2 separate regions of the Homo sapiens genome follow, and region 2 is linked to region 1. A link is an interaction called in ENCODE POLR2A ChIA-PET data of the cell type or tissue named here. Cell type or tissue: PC-3. All regions are shown on one strand. Links, peaks and the distances in the headings refer to the core of each region. The heading gives the core; the rest is flanking DNA. Region 1 has its middle 23 kb from the start of ITGB6. Region 2 overlaps DPP4 (dipeptidyl peptidase 4).

Evidence for each region. Peaks named below come from ENCODE experiments on the same cell type or tissue, not always from the same donor. Only the 100,000 strongest peaks of a DNase experiment are listed, where the experiment ranks them.
Region 2: POLR2A ChIA-PET joins it to region 1 with 17 read pairs; 1 of 35 experiments calls an interaction of 5 or more read pairs at or near these places.

The regions. Positions count from the first base shown.
Region 1 is chr2:160,215,153-160,230,892 of GRCh38, forward strand. No RefSeq gene overlaps it. Among named protein-coding and RNA genes, the nearest start is that of ITGB6, 23 kb to the left of the region's middle. RefSeq lists enhancers at 8,807-8,976, 12,103-12,638, 15,306-15,475. In PC-3, for the core only: no CTCF peak of the experiment used is centred there; DNase peaks (open chromatin) are centred at 6,779, 7,969 and 9,089; H3K4me3 peaks cover 1,120 bases; H3K27ac peaks cover 3,764 bases.
Region 2 is chr2:162,025,747-162,030,746 of GRCh38, forward strand. The region is part of intron 10 of DPP4 (dipeptidyl peptidase 4); the gene reads right to left. Among named protein-coding and RNA genes, the nearest start is that of DPP4, 46 kb to the right of the region's middle. RefSeq lists an enhancer at 1,020-1,189. In PC-3, for the core only: no CTCF peak of the experiment used is centred there; DNase peaks (open chromatin) are centred at 2,195 and 3,655; H3K4me3 peaks cover 351 bases; H3K27ac peaks cover 3,910 bases.

The DNA of each region.
Region 1 (15,740 bases), core at 6,364-11,363:
AGTGAAATTAAACATTTTCTTCCGTTACAAATGTAGACAACAAACCACTGTAATATTAGCAGTACTTGGAACTCTCACCAACAGGAATTACACATATTTTTCACATCACTTTACAGTTGTTGCAGATATCTCAAAATGTTGTCAACGCTTAGCACTGTGTCAAAATCACAGTGTTCATTAGCTCTGCCAGTGACCTTTTTATTTAAAGTGTTAATAAAGAGGTACATGTGTTACTATAATGTAAATTTGTTTTTCAATAATTTGATAACCATGTTTCAGTCTAATTGGCTTTCTTTCTAATTGTATGTAGTTTATTTTAGGAATTTTAAAACATTATTTTTTTCTGAAAAGGGATTCATAGCCTGCATTAGACTGCCAGAAAAGCATATGGCACACAGAACAAGTTCCGAACCCTTAAGTAAGGAAAGGACACTAGTCATGTAAGCCAAGGACCCTATTTTTAGACCCTCCAAATCCTGCTGAAAAGCTCTTCCTCCTTTTATCTCTGAAATAATATTGAGACATGTGCTATACAGTTTCAGGTCACATAACTGTTCCTGGATCACCCAACTAAATGTACAGGTTTTCCCTGTGGAAAGTAACAAACATAACCTGGGTTTCCAGAGTAGGGTATAGTACTTGGGAATTACTTGATCAACTTTTACTTCCCTTGATATTAGTTAGGCTGATACTTCCAGATTTTTCTTAACTACAAAGTTAAGAGAGACCCTGGGTTTTGAGAGAGTACAGAAATGAGTCCTGTCAATGACTGGAAGGTTGAAAATTAAAACATCGTAAAGAAAAGTTTAAACAATTTTTATGTACCTAATTAATGCATTGATTTATGCATTTATCTTAAATTCAACTTTTCTTCAGCCCATACTTTTTTACTTTTATTGTAGATATAACACCTTGACCTCTAGACTCAGACCCAGCCCTTGATCTAGTAACTGTAGCCCAGGTACTACAGTTTTAGTACTGAATGACCTAGGCTAGCCCACCACTAAATGACCTGTGGTGAGCCACATTTGCATTTCCATGTGTCAGTCCATGAATGAACATCTTAAATATTAGCTATTGTATATAGTCCTCTCTGGGTGGCCCACACTTCCATTTGGTGAGCAGTGCCATCTTTGTTCAGGCAATAAATTGAATATTGTGTTAAATTAAATACATTTGGTTGATGTGATTATTTCAAGTAATTGGATGGGAAAGATAAAGGTGTGTGAATACTATTTGCAAGAAGAGATGTCATGAACTTGGAAGTCATTAGGTTGAAAGCAGCACACACTTAGCCTCGTGGATGCCCACTGAACGGAAGAGAAGGGTACAATTTTAAAAACCTATAGAAACACACCCCTGAAGCCCAAGTAAAGGGTGGGATGGAATTGGGGGTGTAAAAGCTTTTAACTCTCTGGAACAGACTCTTTATTCCCTTATTCCATGTCCCCTTAGAGCAAACTTTTATACCCTTAACTTCCACACATGCTTCAGAAAACAGCCTGTCTGCTTTTGACAAGCAATTTAAAAAATTCACTCTTCCAACCTCCACCTCCCTAAATGGTAGTCATAATTTTTGTACCCAAAAAATTATTTCCATCACCCCCTAAAACCTGCTCAGCTCCATACCAAGCTTCTTAGCTCATAGGTAGGCGATGAAGTGGTCTTCAACCCACTTTAGCCTTTAAGTGGTCGGACATCTCCCAGCCCTTTCCCTCCACTCACATGTTATGCAACTGGCCAAAACACTCTTTTTATAGGTCAACTGTCTTTGATGAGTTTCCATAACCTACAGAACAAAATCCAAATAACTTAACCTGACATTCAAAGCCTTCCATAACTTTGCATGACTTCCATAACGTGCATGACTCACTCTCCTGTGAAAGCAATACCTCCTGAAAAATAGATTCTTTTCCCATTTCCCAAACAACCCATTTTTTACCAGCATAGAAATACATGCTCCAACCCACCACATCTGGTTAGATTATACTTATCCTTAACATCCTTAACTGCCAAGATCATGTCTAATATCTCTTCAAGTATCTTTGGTTAAAATGCCTGTCCTATGTGAATTTCCAGAGTCCTGAATATGTTATTCAGTTGGGACTTTTTATGAACTATGTTGAAGCTGTGACATATGTTCTTTAACTAAATTGTATTTTAATTTCTGGTTTTTGTTTGTTTGTTTGTTTGTTTGTTTCTCAAGACAGGCTCTTGCTCTGTTGCCCAGGCTGGATTGTGGTGGTGTGATCATAGTTCACCACACCAGGCTGAAGTGATTTTCCCACCTTAGCCTCCCAAGCAGCTGGTACTACAGGTGCGTGCCACCATGCCCAGCTACTTAAAAAAAACATTGGTAGAGATGGGGTCTCTGCCTGTTGACCAGCCTGGTCTTGAACTCTTGGGCTTAAATGGTCTGCCCACCTCAACCTCCCAAAGTGCTGAGATTACAGGTGTAAGCCACCATGCCCAGCCCTATTTTAATTTCTTTGAATTGAGAACTAACACAATTTCAAACACACAGTAGGTATTCAATAAACCCTGGCTTTGTCATTTATTGATTATTTGATCTTGGGCCTGTTACTCGCCTTATCTAACCCTTAGCCTTCTTATTGGTAAAATGATAATAATTGCCACCTTGCAAGGTTGTTGTTATAATTAGAGATAATATAAGTCAAAGGTCTTGTATAAAATATTATTAGGCATCTCTACCCCAAAGTAATATATCATCTAATTGGAGAAATTGATATAAATTAAAAGAGGCAAATTGGTGTAGGGGAAGAATACTAATAAGGAGCAGGAAGACCTAAGACTCATCTCAACTTAGCCTCTCAACAAATGAGTGACTTTCCTGCTCCTTCTTTTTCTAGGTCTTACTTTCCTCATTTCAAATTGGAGGGAGGTGGTGAGTGTGGAATAGAGAATCCCAAGATCTTTTTCCACACAATGATTCTAGAAACAGAAAATAAAAACAAGAGTAGAGATATGTAATTCTGAATTTTGAGGAGTGTAAAGAGAAGACAGTTATTCCAGGAAATTTTTAGGAAGATATGATTTAAGACAACTCTTGAAGAAATTGAAGAACACAAACTGGTTGGAAAAGAGAGAGTGGGTGGTGGGCAGGACCAAAAGAAGCACAGACAAAGGAAGATTAACATCCAGGCAAAATCTTGGAGTAGCTGTGAAAAAACCATCAGACCCCTGGCTAGATGTGGGGAGTTGGGCTAAGATGCAATGGGACAGGAAAGGGAGGACCAGTTGATGTAAACCTCAAGCCCTAGGCCTTAGAATTTAGATTTGAACTGATTGGCAATAGAGAGCTGCTGAAGGTTCTGAACAAGGGAGTAACAGGGTGATAATAGCATTTGGGGAAGTATATTGTGGCAGCTACTCTGCTGTCTATATAAAATGGAGATGCTAGAGGCAGGGACAACCAAAAGGATCTGTGGAAATACTTCTGTAGGATCCAGATTAGATTAGCTTCTTCACACCCTGGGATCCAGGAATGAGGTAATGGTATCCTTGACTAGGATAATATGGTACAGGGGTCCCCAACCCCTGGGCTGCAGACCCGTACCAGTCTGTGGCCTGTTAGCAACCAGGCTGCAGAGCAGGAGGTGAGCATCCAGCAAGCTAGTGAAGCTGAGCTCCGCCTCCTGTCAGATCAGTGACGGCATTAGATTCTCATAGGAGCGTAAACCCTATTGTGAACTGTGCATGTGAGGGATCTAGGTTGCACTCTCTTTATGAGAAATGTAATATGCTTGAATCATCTCAAAACCATCCCCACCCCACAGCCCCCAGTCCATGAAAAATTGTCTTCCATGAAACTGGTCCCTGGTGCCAAAAAGTTTGGGGACTGCTGGTATAGTCGATTGTTTTACTGATCAAAATATTCATTTATGCTAATGTATGCTGGGCTTAATACCCAGGTGATGGGTTGATAGGTGCAGCAAGCCACTATGGCTCACATTTACCTATGTAACAAATCTGCACATTCTGCACATGTATCCTGGAACTTAAAATAAAATAAATATTAATTTAATCTCTCTAGGAGATTATTATGCATTCATACTCCCTGATTTCAGGCTTGGCCATGTGACTTGCAATGCCCCTATTATAAAGAGTATCGTGCCTATCATCCTCTTGAACTCAGAAGTCATGTGGCTTTCTTTAGCCAATAAGATATGAGTGGATGTGATACATGCTACCTCCAAGCAGAAGCTTGAAGAGCCACTTCAAGGTCTCACCATCTTCTCTTTTTCTTCTGCCACGAAACTAGTAATGTCACTGATAGGAGCTGCTCCTTCAGCTTAGGTACTGAAGTGAAAGGGTGTGGGGTAGAGCTGCAGCTGACCCACAGCTAACACATATTTGTAAGACATAAACACTGGCATCATAACCCACTGAGATTTTGGAATTGTTACTGCAGCTTATTTTAGCCTTAGCTGATGGATGTAGATGATGACTGTAAAAAAAGACACCACTAAAAAGAAAAAAAAAGAGAGAGAAGAAAGTCGCTAATGCAATGAGGAAGAGCTGAGCAGCATCTCTTGGGTTCAAGGCGTTAGAACATTACCTCCTCATTGATGAGGGTCCTATTAAAGGTTTGGAGGTGGGTGGGAAGCAAAGGGATCATGAATCCTGTTGTTGACAGCCTGAGGTAGAGCTGATATTAGGACATCCAAAGGGAGAGCCCTTGGAGGTCAGGCCTCCCCTGACTTTCTTCCCACTCCTCATCTCTCATTTGATCCTGGTATGAGGAGGAGGGGGCTAGAGCCAATGGAAAGTACCATCTCCAGGCTTCCAAATGGGATTGCTGGGCATATGAAATGTCAGTCCTAAGAATTTGGCTTTTCATCTGTAGGTGGTGGGAGTCTAATGAGATGAGAGCTGTGTAGTAGGAGTGAATGTGGAACTAGGGCAGGGATTTTGATGGACTGGAAATGGGTAGAGGGTATTAATGACTCTGGGCAAGGGGTGAAGTATGTGTGAGCTAGAGCAGGGCACAGGAATGGAGAGGGAGGGGCATCACTGAGATCAAAGTTGCATGACTCACTTACAGACTTACTACTATTCGATATCACATTTGCCCTTTATATTACACATAGAATCTCATATTCTCAATGAAACTTCCAGAACTGAAATCCAGAAATTAGTCTCTACTCATAGCTTATCACAGAGCCTGTCTTATCTTCCATCTAACAGCCAAGGCCGCTTATCTATCAAAATAACACTGATGATAATAATAATAGTTATTTAGCATCTACTATGCTACTATGTACCTGGTGCTGTGCTAAGCATTTTCTATACATTTAATCCCACCTGAGAATGGTTCATTTGTTAAGTTAATGTCTTTGAGCTCAAGACCCAGCCCTCCATACTCCGCTTTGTGATGTGGAAGCTGAGACTCTGCAAGTCACACTGATACTTATGCTGCCAGCTGCTTCATGTTAGGCTCTGCACATAGGGGCAACAGAGGACTGTGAGTCTTGAGGAGGGAGGACCTGTTCCTTCTTGTTTGTTTCCTGTTTTAGCAATGTCTCCCCAGCAATGCCTCCTTGCCCTGGCAGTGGGTTCATTCCAGTAGCAATAGTGGAATCTAGTTTGCTGGTTTTTCAACCGTCACGGAACCAGTCTCATCATGCCCACTCAGCAACCCTGTACAAGCCCAGCAATGTGCGTCCTCAGAGGTCTGGGTGTCAGCCCTGCAGGAAGCCTCCTCTAAGTTTCTCAGTTTTAGTAATTCCAGCTTCCTTGCCTTTGTTCTCCAGCCCTCAGGGTGGCAGCTACTTCCTGCAGTTCCCACCTCAGTGATATCTCAGATTCAGCGTTTTACCCTTCCAGTTGCCTAGTTAACAACTTTCTACCCACTCAGTGATTCTTTATGTTTAATTCTTTCTGTTGAAATAACGCGCTGTTTCTCTCTCCTGCTGCGACCCTGACTGGTGCTCTGAGGTAAATGTTACTTTTTCCCTTGTATAAATAATGTAGCCAATGCTTAGTATTATGCCCACTGTCATACTGCTAATAAGTGATTCCAGTCAGAATTCAGATCTTTCTTTTAACTCCAGAGCCCTGGTCGTAATTGCTCCCATCCCTGCTTCCTTTGGGGTCTCACGATCTTGCTCACTTTTTGTGTCTGGTGTCTGCCATCACTGGGCGACCGCTCTGGAGCAGGCCCTGCTCTTTCCCCCACCCTCTGAGTGCAGGGTGGAAGGCCCAGGGGGTGCATGCTATAGATGGCATCATTGCAGCCCTGTCGGAATCAGAGAGATGGCTGGCTGCTGCTGGTGCCCACATCCATGGTGTCATGAGTTTAGGACTTGGCACCCCAGGACCTCCTTTGCAGCCCTTGACTGAGAGCTCTCTCTGCTCAGCTTCCCCTGGCAGCTTTGGAAGAAAAGTGGGGCACCAGCGTGTGGACAGCGAGCAGCCCGGGGAGGGAACCAGGCTGGCTGGAGCGGACAGGCAGTGGGGCCTGCTGGGAACTCCTCGGTGTTTGGCTTCTCTGTTCAGGAAGGAAGCAGACACTTTAAATCTTAGTCCTCTATGGATAAAGCCATCCCAGTTTAATGTGTTTTTGCTTAGCCCCAAGCTGGAGTGTTCCTCTTCGAGCCAAACAAACAGAACAATGCAAACATTCCCTCCCCTCCGCCACCAATTTCCAGGCCTGGGAGTCTCCTGCTGATCTGATGTGGTGGCCTGTGCTGTGGGTGAGGCTGCCCTGGTGGAATGTGGGTGAAGGGTGAGCCTCAGCCCGGCTCCCTCCCAGGATTCCAGGCAGCGTGACCTAACCCTTCCCTGCACACTCCTCAGCAGAGCCTGGTGGAGGAAAAAGCCAGGCTCAGTCAGCACCAGGCCTAACCTGGCCTGCCCTCACCTCATGATCCTCCTGCCTACTCCCCCTGGCTCTGGGCCAGGGATGATCCAGCTGACACCTGGAAGGTGGTTGAGGGTGGCCTGGGAGGCAGGCAGGACCCTCATGACACTCACAGTGCCCTTGTGCCTGACTTCATAGATTTAGAGAGAGAGGCTGGAGAATCAGTTATCTACAAACAACTCAGAATTGTGAGAAGGGCCGGATTGTTCTCCGTGCTCCTGATGTTGAAAATCTTTATAAATTGAACAAGTCAAAGTGTACTGACTGCTTACAGTGTGCCACTGGCAGGAAGGTACCAGCTCAATTCAGATGTCTTGCATAGCAGGGCACTTGGGGAAACAGAATTTGTGTTGTCGACATTCGACATTGTAGATTTGTCCACTTATTACGATAGTTTCCTAGGAGATGAAGGTAAAGTGTCTTGAGGAAGGGGTGCCTTTGCCTAATTTGCATAAAGGCACCAAAGGGGCACTAGTAGTCTACTAGGACCATCCCCCTTCCTCACCCACATACCCTTGCTGTTGATTTCTGTGTATCTGTTGGTATTTGTACATAATACATACATAAAAGTTCTTGTCCCCTTCTGGAGAGGGGAATTGGGGAAGAAGCTGCCGAGGAGAAAAGTAGGGAAGATGGAAAAGCTGGCATACCTTCCACTCTCTAGCCTAGTGGTCATGGGGCCGATGGCCAAAGCAGATAAAAAACTCTTCATTGAGTCTCAGTAGTGAACTGCCTCAGGGCCCAGGGGCAGGTTGCTGGCAAAGGGGCTCTTCTCTCCTCTGCCCAGCATCCAGTACTTTTGTGGCACTGGAGAACTGCAGGCCTTGGGGACAGGCAGGAACTGTACCCTTGGCAGGAACCCTCACTACCTAAGGATGGGCAATGGCTTATGAGTGAGAAACACGGAGCCGTGGGAACTCAGAATGACATGCTACCTGGAGATTGTGGTAACGCCCTGTTTTTTTGTGGGCATATCTACGAGCCTCAAGGACATTGGAGACAGCCACCTAGCAAGAGCTGGGGGCCTGTGGGGGAAGCTGGGATCCTGCTGCTTTACATTCAGCAAATATTTAGAGAGTGTTGGGGAAGGTGGAGTTTGCTCTGTCATCTAGTGTGGTCAGGGTGGGCCTCTCATAGAAAGTGACTAACAAAGTAGCCCAACATGGGGTAGGCGTGCATTTCAGGAGGAGGAACCAGGTGGTTGCACATCAGGCTGTTCTGTGTGTCAAGAACTGCAGGCCATCCAGTGATGGTGGGGCAGTGAGTATGGGACAGGGATGCAGAGGAGGCCAGCGAAATAGTAGGAAACCAGAACCTTGAAGGTCCCAGACAGCACTGAGGTTTTCCTCTTGATGAAATGAGAGGGTTTTGAGCAAGGGAGTAACGTGGTTTGATGCGTGCAGATAAAGGCTTTTAAATCAGCAGCCATTGCAGGTTTGTTCACGGCAGTCTTTTATGGCGGTGCTATTATTATCCCCATCATAAAAGCAGGAAAGCTTTGTTTAAAGGATTTAAGAAATTTACCGAAGGTTAGCCAGAGTGGAATGGAAGTTGGGATTTGAACCCAACCTGGAGCCCTGCTTTTAATCACCAATGGATGCTCCCTCTCCATGGCTGAAAAAACTCGTCATGCTGCAAGAACCTTTTCCTTCAAGCCTAGTACTAGGTGTGACAACACCCTCCATACCTGCCAAGACCTTTCTGATCTCCCAGGGATTGACTTCACTCTGCAATCATCTTTCTTAGTGATTGGAGCACCCAACTGCTGGTGATCTCTCAGGCATGCAAATGACTTTGGCTTAAGGATCTTATCTCAATCTATAGGGAGATCCTCCTGGGATTCAGAGACCTAGTCCCATCGAGGCCTATACATCTATTTAATTAAAAACAAGTTCAAATCTTGAGGTTTGGGAAATTGCCTGCCTAGTAATGCAAATCTATAAATTCTACTTCCTGCTGCTTCCAGGCTGACTGTAAATACCCTGAAAAATCAGCCTCACTCGAAATGTTTTGGCCATTCCACTTCTGGCTCAATAGGTAGTAATAAGTAAAAATGAAAGTGGTGAGAGAAAAACTAGATGAAATTAAAACTAGCCCTTCACAGGGCTCAGCTCAGGGATGGTGGTTAAGGACTTCTGGCTTGTTCCTGTCATGTCTGACGTGGCTCTTTAATTCCTAAACCCGAGTCCTCAGGGTCTGTACAGCCACCTCTTCTTTCCCTGATGACTCACCTTCAGCTCTGAAGTTAGAAGAGACAGATGAGTCATCATCATTTCAGAAGCAACAACTGATGCAAAGAATCTCAGTTTTGCTATTAAACTAGGGCGGTTATTACATATTCTCAACCAAAAGCAAGCACTAAGCCCTGGCAGGGGCTATCCATGGAGTACTCACAGGACAAGGGTGCAGGATATTTGAGATTTGTGGTGTTCTAGGAAATCCAGTTGCATAGGAGCCACATATTCTGTGAATTTGAAGTCAGGGTCTTGGGCAGCCTGAATTCTCTAAAAGGTCTCGCTACCACTTAAGGACTGATACATTTCCTGAAAGATACATTGCCTTCCTGGTAATAGCCGCTGTAGTGATACAATAGTAACAATTACAGTACACCCCAAGGTACTACAATCCCCAAACCATCTGAGTTTGCCTGACAGTCCCTGGTATTCATTTGATGAAGTCAAGCTTTGAGATAAGCACACTTTCCAGAGCTGGTAGTGATACTGCCTGGATTCTACTTGGACTAGTGTGCCCAGCTAGTCTGTTGAGCAGTCCCAGGGAAGGCTGTCTGTGGAAAGGTAAACGAGATGCAGATGTGAGCCCCTCATTTCATTGCAGCATACATCTGCCAACCCAGTGAACACTGTCATCATCTTTTATCACAAAGACCCACCCTCCCACTCACCTCTTCCAACACTAACCTAGGGCTCTCTTTTAGACCTATTCAGAGATTCCTGGGCTACTCCACGATGGCTAATAGCCCATTGCTTGCTCTCAAGTTAGCTTTTAAGTCTTCATCCTGCCCACTGATGAACTTTTATTCCAATTGCTTAGCAGTGGCATTCTCAGGGCTCAATGGTCATAGACTCATGCTTTCTGCCATTCTGGTGACACAGCACACAAACACACATGTGCACACACCCCACAAACCATACATACACATCACACACAGAGGTTTCCAATAAACCAAATGTGTGAATCTTTTCCAGAGTGAGGGCAACTAGACCATACCAAAAGATAGAATTGTTTCATTATCTTCTTATTTTACTTGGATTCAACTCTTATTTCAGTAGAATTGTTTTATTTTTCCAGGGAGGGTTACTGTGAAAGGAACTTGATTCTCTCTGTGTCATTAGAAATGTATCTCTTTCACACCAAGCTCCATGGTTTTGCCTCTAGAAATGAGCTCCCGAGTCAGAAAGAAAGCTCATTTCTTTTTGGAATTTGATTCTTTCAGGCAGCAGATGCTGAGTGCCTACTGTGTGCAAGATCCCAGCTAGGTTGTTCAGGATATAAGAATAGATAGACTAAACTCTCTGCCTTCTGATAAACAAAACTTAAATGTCCTTGCTGGCAACATGAAAGACAAGTTACATATGTCTATATTTAACTCCTAAATAGATAACTTTGTGGATCCAATCTCAGTGAAATCCTTTGCCATAGATCTTTTGACAATTTGGGGCTCATTTCTGTGGGAATTTACAGTGTCATTGCAATGAAGGAAACTCTTTTCCATATTTTGTAAACTTTTGCAGAGTGCTGCCCTAGGGCAGAAGTGATTACAGCGAGCTCCTATTAATTAATTATGCCTATCTGAGTGCAGACGCAGAGCAGCCAGTGGGCTTGGAGCTGCGTCTGGCAGCCTGTGGAGGGCTGGGTGCCACAACAGGGCTATTGTTCTGCTCACCATTGCCTTTGGCTCCCTCTTGGCATTGGTTCCTAATTGCCTCCCAACTGGGTAGGTCTGAACCTGTTTTCTGAGCCTCCTTGGCAGGTATGTAACCAAATGTCCCCAGGCCTCACCAGCCTGCGGGAGCCAATTAGATGCCACTTTCACTGAGAGTTAGCTAGCTACTTGCTCCACCTGTGTGACTCCTGACCTTCACACCTCCCCTTTCTCAAAGTTTGTCTGCTTCTTTTGGGGGAGTCCACAGAATGTATCAAGTAGGCAGAGAATAAGTTTGCAGCTCTTGGATGTTCGTGGCTTGTCAACCATTTGAAACTGCCCCTCTTTCGGTATCCTGTGTCTCAATTCCCCTGCTCAGGGCCAAGTCTCTGGCTCAGCCCACCTGGCACAGGTGGCTGAGCTGCTGGCTGGGGCACCCATGAGCTTTCAGGTGCCCAAGCTATGCAGAACTCCCTGGGGACCTCAGGGATGTTGTTCAGTGGGCTGCGACTATGGCACAGCTCAAAAGAGAGCACTGCAACATCTCTCATGAAACTCTTTCCTGTGAGGCTTCTTTCATTCAGGGCTTGTCTTCCAGGGTCACGAAGCTAGCCCTTGGCCTCTGCCCCACCTGCAAAGCGCCACAGAGCTGTGTTCCCTGCATTCCTTCTTGTGCTGTGGTCCTGCCGCATTCCTCGCAGAACTGGGGAAAAGACCCTCACCCTACCCTGTGAAATTTCCTTATAGTTTGAGTCTCAAAGCTGCTCTGCTTGCACCTGAGGATCTAAAATTTTCTGTGCTGACAGCTCCTCAGTTTCTGGCTCTGGCTTTGCCCTCCTTAGGGGCTCACACCCTACTGGGCCTCCCTCCTTCGTCCTGCAACTCCCCCAATTCTCCCTTAGTGCCCATCTACTGTTCATTAAACTCCTCCTTGCTGCTCCAGCTAAAAATCAAGAGGATGCAGATCAACTGTGCAAATAAATACTTGGAGACTATGGATGGGTTTGGTTTCAACTGGCCCTGTTGCAAGAAAAGCACTGAGCTTCTAACATGCATATTCCTTTTTCTGGCTTTAGATGGAAAACAGCTTACAGTTTCTTGACAGCAAGGTCCTTAATTCCTTTCCTTAATTTCCCCACCCTGTTTCCTAAAAGGATAAAATGAGATAATGCGGTGAAAGTTATACCTAAATTGCAAATGGCCATGTCAGTGTAGTATAAGGTTAAAACCTTGCATGCGTCAATGCTCAGTAGGTACCAATACTGAATGACTAGTGGCCATGACATTTATTATTTTTCTAGTAATCCATTTAAAATATTTATTAAACATCTATTATGTGACAGTTTCTATTCTAGACATGGGAGATATAGGGATGAAAAAGAAAGAGATCCTAATGGGGAAAGATGAATGCTAAATAAACTAGTTAAAAACAATAAATAAGAAAATATCAGACTGTGACTAATGCTCTTCAGAGAATTGACTTAGAGTAATGTGATGGAGGGTGACTACGTGGTTCTGTTAGAGCAGGAAACCAGGTCAGGCCTCCCCGAGGCAGTGACAAGTCGAGATCAGATTGCAGGAGAAGTCATCCAAGCAAAGGTCAGAGGAAAGAGGACTCCAGGCAGAATAGCAGCTTGGGCAAGGAGCAGGGGTGAGCTTGGTGAGCTCTGATGATGGAGTCCAGGAAAAGGGGAGGCTTTTTCTGCTTTTTACATAATGGGAAGCAATTAGAATTTGAAACAGGGGAGTAACATAATCTGGTTTATGTTCAAAAAAGAGAACTTAGGCTGCTGTGGGAGGAAGGGGTTGAAGTGGCTCAAGAGAGGCAGCAGGAAGACCAGGCAGGAGTCTGATCTGGCAGGATGGTGATGGGGCCAGGGTGACCAGATCCAACTTGGAGAGCATAGACAGATTTGGGGTCTTTGGAGGTAGAGCTGACTGGACTCGTTGATTGATTGGATGTAGAGATCGAGGAAAGAGGAGGCTCCAAGCTTCCTGGGCGACAACTATGGAAACCAGAAGCCTCTTACCAGATTGGGATGCAGGTGGCCTGCATCAGGGTGGTGACCAAAGTGTTAGGAGAGTGGCTTATCCTACAGGAGGGGGAAGGGGCACTGGCACCTCTCTTTTTCTCTCTGACATGTGTGGGTACTGCAGGAAGATTGGAGAGAATCTGCTAGAGCAATCAGTTGGTTTCGGATACTTAAAAAGCAGCTTTTGAAAGCAAACCATAGCCAATTCCACAGGCTAGAAGTCAAATAACTTTAAAATAGCCCAAGGCAGGTATAGTGAATTAAAGTGGCTAAAAGTTCTGTTTACTGTCTGAAATATCCATGGCAGCGGTACAGAGAGTTCAGGAGCTGGGTTGGGCTTGGGGATTTCTGATAACAGTCTTCACACTGGAATTTAATTTGTTTTACTTAAAGGTAAGCCTGAGCACTATTTTCATGAAAACTGCCTGCTCAATCTATTCTTTAAGGACCTGAAAACCCAGACCCCAAAGGAATGTTCTGCTTTGCCAACATTCACTGTCCCGGTGTTTGCTGACTTCACAAACAGAACTTGATGAAAATATGAAAAGACCTGAGAAAGGGTGAATGTATGAGAGGAAGATCCTCTGGGAGCCCAAGGAATTTACAGATCCCTGAATTTTATCACTGTAGTTACTTTTAAATTAAAGACAATAACTGTTCCTTCCAGGTTCTCGTTGACAAATAAGAATGCCGATGTCACTCAAGCATATGATATGATAATCTTTCCCAGAACTGGGAGTATTCAGAACTAACCAGACATGGGAACTGTGTTTTTTCAATGTCTGAGACTTTCTCCTAATTCCATCTTAGTCACACGTAGTTACTCATTACCTTGAAGGGCATTAAGAGTTTATCCATGGCTGCTGTACATTTTGTGCTGCTTTGCTAAATCAGGAAAAAATGCAGACAGCTGAGTCATAGTTTTCAATTAGTTTTTCAATTTCACCAGGAACAAAGTTTTTCAATATCTTTATCAATTTTGTTGCTTTTCATATTACTCTGATTACATACTTTGCAGGATAATCCAGCCTTTTCCTGAAGTATATTAATAATGCATAATATAAATGGGGAGCTGCATTATCAAAGTACTCTTAAACAGAGGTGAAAACTTGAAATCCAGCAAGATTTAGTGATTCACATTCATGGTCTATAGAGATGTGACAGAGGAAAGGAGAATAAGACAATTAAGAACCTTGAAATCATGACAGGGATTTATTACCCAAGAAGAACTACTCTATATGACTTTGAAAATCTGAAATTTATTTAATTCAACAGATATTACACACCCATTTTATATCCAGTCCTACTATATGGAATAAGTATTCATACATTTTATCAATAAAATATTTTAAGTACTGCTGACATGTAAAACACTGTGGATATAAGGGCCTCATCTTCAAGGAACCTTTATCTAGTTGGGTAGACAACACAGATGAACTAGTTCAATGGCAGCACAAAGTGAAATGTGAGATGATTTCAAATGAGAGGTATGGCCAATATGTGCTTGAAGGTCAAAGACTGTTTTCTGCCTGAAATAGTCAGGTCTCTGACCTCAGCTAAATGGTCCTTGAAGGACAGGCAAGATTTGGGTGGGAGAGACTAAGGGACAAGTTTCTTCAGGCAGGAGGAATAGCACACACAAAGGTACCACCTGGGAAGGATTCAAGCGTGCACATAGCAAAAGGGACCCACTTGGTGGGATGGTTTTGTGGGGACATTGTTAAAAAAAAAGTAGACTAACACAAATAGTGTCATTTGCTGGGACAGAAATAACATCCTTTCTGAGACAATAATGGCTTGGCTGGCACTGTGTGTATATGCAATTGTGGAGGAGCTTAGTCACAAATAATCTTTCTTATCTATTTGCATGAGTCAGGCTGGAGCTAGAAAAATTGATGAAAAATCAACTCATTAAAGAAGCAGTAACTCACTCTTCAGGAAGTAGGAAGAGGAATTAAGATGGACATACAGATTGTAGTTATTTGAGCAAAGGAGAGGCAAAGTCACCAAATGGTAATGTATTTACCTGCCAGTCCTATATATTAATTTCCTCCACTGAAGAGGTTTGATTTCAGAGGGATTAACTCTTCTTTGGGGGGATTAAAAAATAATCTCAATAATCAAGAGATTTATTCAGCTCAGTGGTTCAATGGGTTTAAATCCAGAATGAGAACCCTAGAGATTGTCCAATTCTTAATTTACCTGGGCTGTTAATTTGCCACATGTGTGATCCTAGATATAATTATAAAGCCCCAGTTTCTTTTTTCTTTTTCACTTTTTTTTTTTTTAATTTTGCGATGCAGTCTTGCTCGGTTGCTCAGGCTGGAGTACAGTGGTGTGATCTCGGCTCACTGTAACCTCATCCTGAGTAGCTGGGATTATAGGCTCACGCCACCATGCCTAGCTAATTTTTTTGTATTTTTTTAGTAGAGACAGGGTTTTACCATGTTGGCCAGGCTGGTCTCCAACTCCTGACCTCAAATGACCTGCCTGCCTCGGCCTCCTAAAGTGCTGGGATTACAGGTGTGAGCCACTGCTCCTGGCTCCCAGTTTCTTCATCTTTAAAACATTTACCCAAATGTCTCAGAAAATGAAGTGTAAGATTTATATTCTCTCTCTTTTTCTCCATCTCTCTCTAACTAGGGTGGTGCCATGAATATCAAATACCCTATTTTCAAAGCTGTGATTGGCTCTGCCACTCACTACCTGTTGACTTTGTACAAGATGCTGAATTTCTAGAAGGCTGTTTCTTCTTCTTTAAAGCCTGGATAATAGTATGATTTGATAAAGGTATTATAAAGATGAAGACAGATAACATGTGCAAAGTGCCTAGCACAGAACTTGGCAATTCAATAAAATAAAGCTATTTTTCCTTTTGTTAAACTTGTATAGTTATTTACAGTTTATAAAGCATTTTCATGAACTTCATGATAACCTCTTA
Region 2 (5,000 bases), core at 1-5,000, 1.8 Mb after region 1:
ATTACTATTCACAAATCCCTGCTCTCGAGTGTCTGATTGCAGCCTTGCTCTTTTTTGTCAGAGAGTTCCAAATGAGTGTGTTCATCTCCCTCTTCCCGCCTGGTCTGGTGGCTGTATCTCCTCCCCATCCCAAATGCTCTCACACAATCCACTTGCCCTCTCCTTCACAGGCTGGACCTGCCCCTCTCCTTGCTTGACTGCAAGCTCTTTTACAGGGTGTCCCCAGGGCCTAGCAGAATGCCTGACTCAACACAGGCACTAATTATATGTCCGTGGAATGCAGCACAGAAGAAAGCAAAGCCCTCTCCTCACCTGTGGGACCTGTCATATTGTCATACTGAAGGACCATAGCTTTGTCCTTCTTCAGAATTCATAGATCAATTTCCATCTCCACTCCCTTCGCAGACACCTAATCACACAACAGACATTTACTGGGCACTCGGGATGGATTAGGTGCTGGATAAAGCCCTTTAAGCCCCTCACAGCTTCATCATCCCCATTTTACAGCTGGGAACACTTAATGTGCGAATGTGCCTGGTGATACCGGGCTTCCATGCTACCCTGCTGTAAGGCGCAGGTACTGAAACAGGACCGAACCCCTTCACTCAGCCGCAGAGCACTGCATTTCTGTAAATTGGGGTCCCTTTTCACTTCAGTCCTTTTACTTGCTTCTGAAGAAACTATATACTACCTAGTCTGGGTGGCTGGTATTCTCAGGAACACACCATGAGTTTCCCCAGTTGCCCCCTCTTTGTTCAGTCTTGCTCTTTAGCCTGAAGTGGCTGCCAAGCTCTAACTTCCTTAGGTCTTGGCCTAAATGTCCCCTCATCCACGATGTCTTCTTGGAAACCTCCTTCTCCCACACCACTCTGCCAGGTCTCATTGCACTCATCACAAACCGCCAGGCTGCAGGGGCTGAGAGTGCAACTGCCACTTTCCATGCCGGGAAACAGAGACATCTCATCCAGTCTGACGCTTCTGCATCTGCCCAATGCAGGGGAGCTAAATGAGAACCTGGAAAGGTGAATACACTTTACCCAAGAAAGGCAATAAATCTGTGCAAAGAGAATGGAAGTATGAAAAGCACAACAGAAAAATGAAGCTTTCTGAAATTAGTTTTTTAGACCAGACGTTGGAAAACTTTTTCAATTAAGGGTCAGAGAGTTAAGTATTTTAAGCATTGTGGTCCACATCTCTGTCACTACTCCACTCTGCCTTTGTAGCACAAATGTAGCCAGAGACCATAATTAAATGAATGAGTTCATTTAATATTCCACTGAAAAGCTAAAATTTGAATTTCATTAAACTTTCATGTATAATGAAATATTATTACTCTTTTGATTTTTGTTCCCAACCACTTAAAAATGTAAAACCTGGGCAGATCACCTGAGGTCAGGAGTTCAAGACCAGCCTGACCAACATGGCAAAACCCTGACTCTACTAAAAATGCAAAAATTAGCCAGGTGTGGTGGCACACACCTGTAATCCCAGCTACTCAGGAGGCTGAGGCAGGAGAATTGCTTGAACCCGGGAGACGGAGGTTGTGATGAGCCAAGATCAAGCCGCTGCACTCTAGCCTGGGTGAGAGTGAGACTCGGTCTCAAAAAAAAAAAAAAAGTAAAAACCATTCTTACTTGTGGACCACACAGAAATGGGCAGTGGACTGCATTTGGCCCATAAACCCTAGTGTGTTAACCCCTGTCCTGTATCAGTGGTTACTATTTTTTCAGGCCAAAAACCATTTGGACAATCTGATGAAACTGATGTACCTCTCTCTAGGTGGGAAAAGCCTCTCCACTGACATACATACAACATCTGAAAATTCCATGGGCATAGATTAGGAATTTGGGCTCCAGCAATATTCTTCTTTTTAAAAGTGCTCTGGTAGAGCGAAGGGGTATGTGATGGGGGGAACAACTTTTTGACAATAATTAGTGGATCACCCAGTACTAAATAGCTTTATCTATTAACAGTCATAAATTAAACATCAGGTTCAGAAATCAGCAATATAAAAGCAACCTTTCCCCATTTGAAAACATTGAGTAATGGAATTTGGGAAGTCAGCCAGGAAACTCACGTGCATCAGTCATCTTCCCTGCCCATTTTCAGATCAAAGGTTTATGGTCCTGGACTCTGCATGGCCTGGGTTACTCTCCATGACCCCAGGTGTACTCTGCACCCTGTGCATGCTCAGCAAGGCAGTTCACCCGTGGCGCAGACAGGAATTTTTGAATTTTCTTATAAACATACTTCCCTTCAGTGGCAGCCTTGAGCCAAGATTATGCCAGTCTGAGATGTCAAAGAATCATTTAAAAAAAAAAAAAACAAAAAACTGCCAGGTGCAGTGACTCATGCCTGTAATAGCAGCATTTTGGGAGGCCAACACAGGTGGATCATTTGAGGCCAGGAGTTCGAGACCAGCTTGGCCAGCATGGTGATACCCTGTGTCTACTAAAAATACAAAAATTAGTCAGGCATGGTGGGGCGCATCTGTAATCCCAGCTACTCGGGAGGCTGAGGCAGGAGAACTAATTGAACCGGGCAGACAGAGGTTGCATTGAGCCGAGATCATGCCATTGCACTCCAGCCTGGGTGACAGAGTAAGACCCCATCTCAAAATAAATAAATAAAGCCAATGGCTCAATTGTACTTTTTACTGAAAAGTTTAAGTCCCACTTAAAACCAGAAAAATCCAACCAGCAGGATTATCATCTATGCTTTGCATACTGCATGCTGCTTTTATTCTGCAAAAACAGGCCAATACTGAGTAGCTTTCTTATGTAATGGTTTTGGTGGGGTAGAAGAGGGACCACCCCTGCAGTCCAGGCCTTCCTGAGAGCCTGGACAACTTACCCAGGTTAGACATATGAGCCAGCAAGCTCTTCTACCTTCTGCAGCTGGATTAGTCCAACGGGAATATGGTTGATTTTAATACTAAAATGACGGAGTAATTTCTGGATGTAAAATAATAAGTTCACACCCATGTGGAGTCTACTATGTGCCAGGAACTATTCTAAGTGCTTGACATAAGCTCATGACCACCCTATGAGGTGAGTACTGCAGATCATGCTCTGCAGACAAAGAAACTTAACAGCAGAGGATTTAAGTAACTTGCCCACTATCGCCCAACTGGGAAGTGTTGGAGCCGGGATTCAATTCAAGCTGTTGGCTTCAGATTCCCAGTTCATACTCGCTCCCTCTATGAAACCTCCACCCATCCATTTGGAAAATGTTGCTAGCTAGCTTCACCTTCTTGTTTCTTTTCAGCATAAAGTTCCTCACTTAAAGAAATCTATTCCTAGAGAGCTTGTGTGTAAACTAAATTAATTTTATAAGGCAAATTATATGTGAATGCACTGAGAGAGACTTGTTGAAAATCACACAACAGAGAATCCCCTTGTAAAGTGACCACCTGTCCCAGCATAATGCCTTGCAAACAGTAAGCATTTAATAAATGTTTGTTGGGTAATATTAATTCCCTTAATTTGTGTAAATGTTTCTTTTGGTACATTAAGGATACTTAAAATAAGGTATTTATCATCAACTGGAAATCATATTGGAGGGAAAAATGCTACAAAGAGCAACTGCAACCGTGGAATGATTAATTCAGTGAATCACCCGAGGAAGCGGGCATACTGCCAGTGCTGGCCTCAGGCTCCATGCCACCCTCTGCTCTGATGGGGATGCCAACCCTCCCAGGTTCGCTGACAAATCCCTCAGGAGAGGAATGGGTGGGATGAGATGAAGCAGATCTGAGGGCTGCAGCACCCGTACACCCGCACAGTCGTAGCATGCAGGTCCTAATGTGCAGATGTCACTAGCTTCCAGTTTATTTATATCCTGTGTGACAATCTGAGGCTTTGATGTTGCAGCTTTATAGGCCAGGGGTCGTAACAGTTCAGAGAAGACACAGCAAGACTTTATATCTATTGTGTCATCCAGGAGCAGAGAGAGCAGGGATGGGGTATGTCATGAGCTGGGTGTGATGAGCCCCAGAGCCATTCAACAGATGTTGGGTGGGGTTACTACAGTAGAACATGCCCTTTCCAATCCCCTAGATTCAGGCCACAGAATTTTTGGCAGAGAGGAGATAAAAGGAGGGATTTCTATGCAAGGTCATTTTGAAGTCTATCCATAGTGCTGGCAGCGTGAACCACTATTCTATACACACAAAGCCATCTAGATAACTTACTCATCCATTCATCCATCCACCCATCCATCCATCCTCTGCTTATCTATTAGTTTATTCTACAAATATTGGTTGGGCATATGCTATGTCGCAGGCACCCTACTACACACTGGAGATACGATTGCAGGATTGGCCTCTACTGCGTAGAACCTGTCTTACTTCAGTCAACAATGAATGTACTGCTCTAGATAAAAGTTAGGAGATTTATGATTTTACATTATGTGCTGTTTTCCTTCAAATTTTTGAGCTTTCCAGTTCTCATTATGAACAACGAACACAAAATAGCATCATAACAAATCTAATCAACTTTAGCACTAAATCAATGCAGGCAGCAGGGAGACTCACCCTGGTTCAAGTTCAGGCCTTAGTTGTTGGAAACGCAGCCTGGCTGCCCTTCTCACTTATCAGAGAAGCAGGGCTTCCACCCATTTCTGCTAATTCCTAACAAAGTCACAAACCAGCCTCATCCTCCTGTGGATTTCACTTGCTGCAGGCTCTGTGGTGAAGGGATATGGCCTAACAGGAAAACTAATGAGGGTAACATGGGCAGAGGAAGGAGAGGCACTGATCCTGGCCAGGCTTCCCACTCCAGGAACTAGTAAATCACCAGGTAACAGGCTGAGCAGGTTACTAAGAGGCGTAACTCACCTGGTTTTGCTTGGCCCTGCTGGATCTTTGCATGAGGCCAGAAAACGGTGTATCATCATGTACTAGAGCATTTTTCCCAGAGAGCATCTAGAGTCTAGTTCTAGAAAAACCGCAACCTTACCAGTGTTAACAGAGACCAGAGCTATATTTTAACCGCAACCTT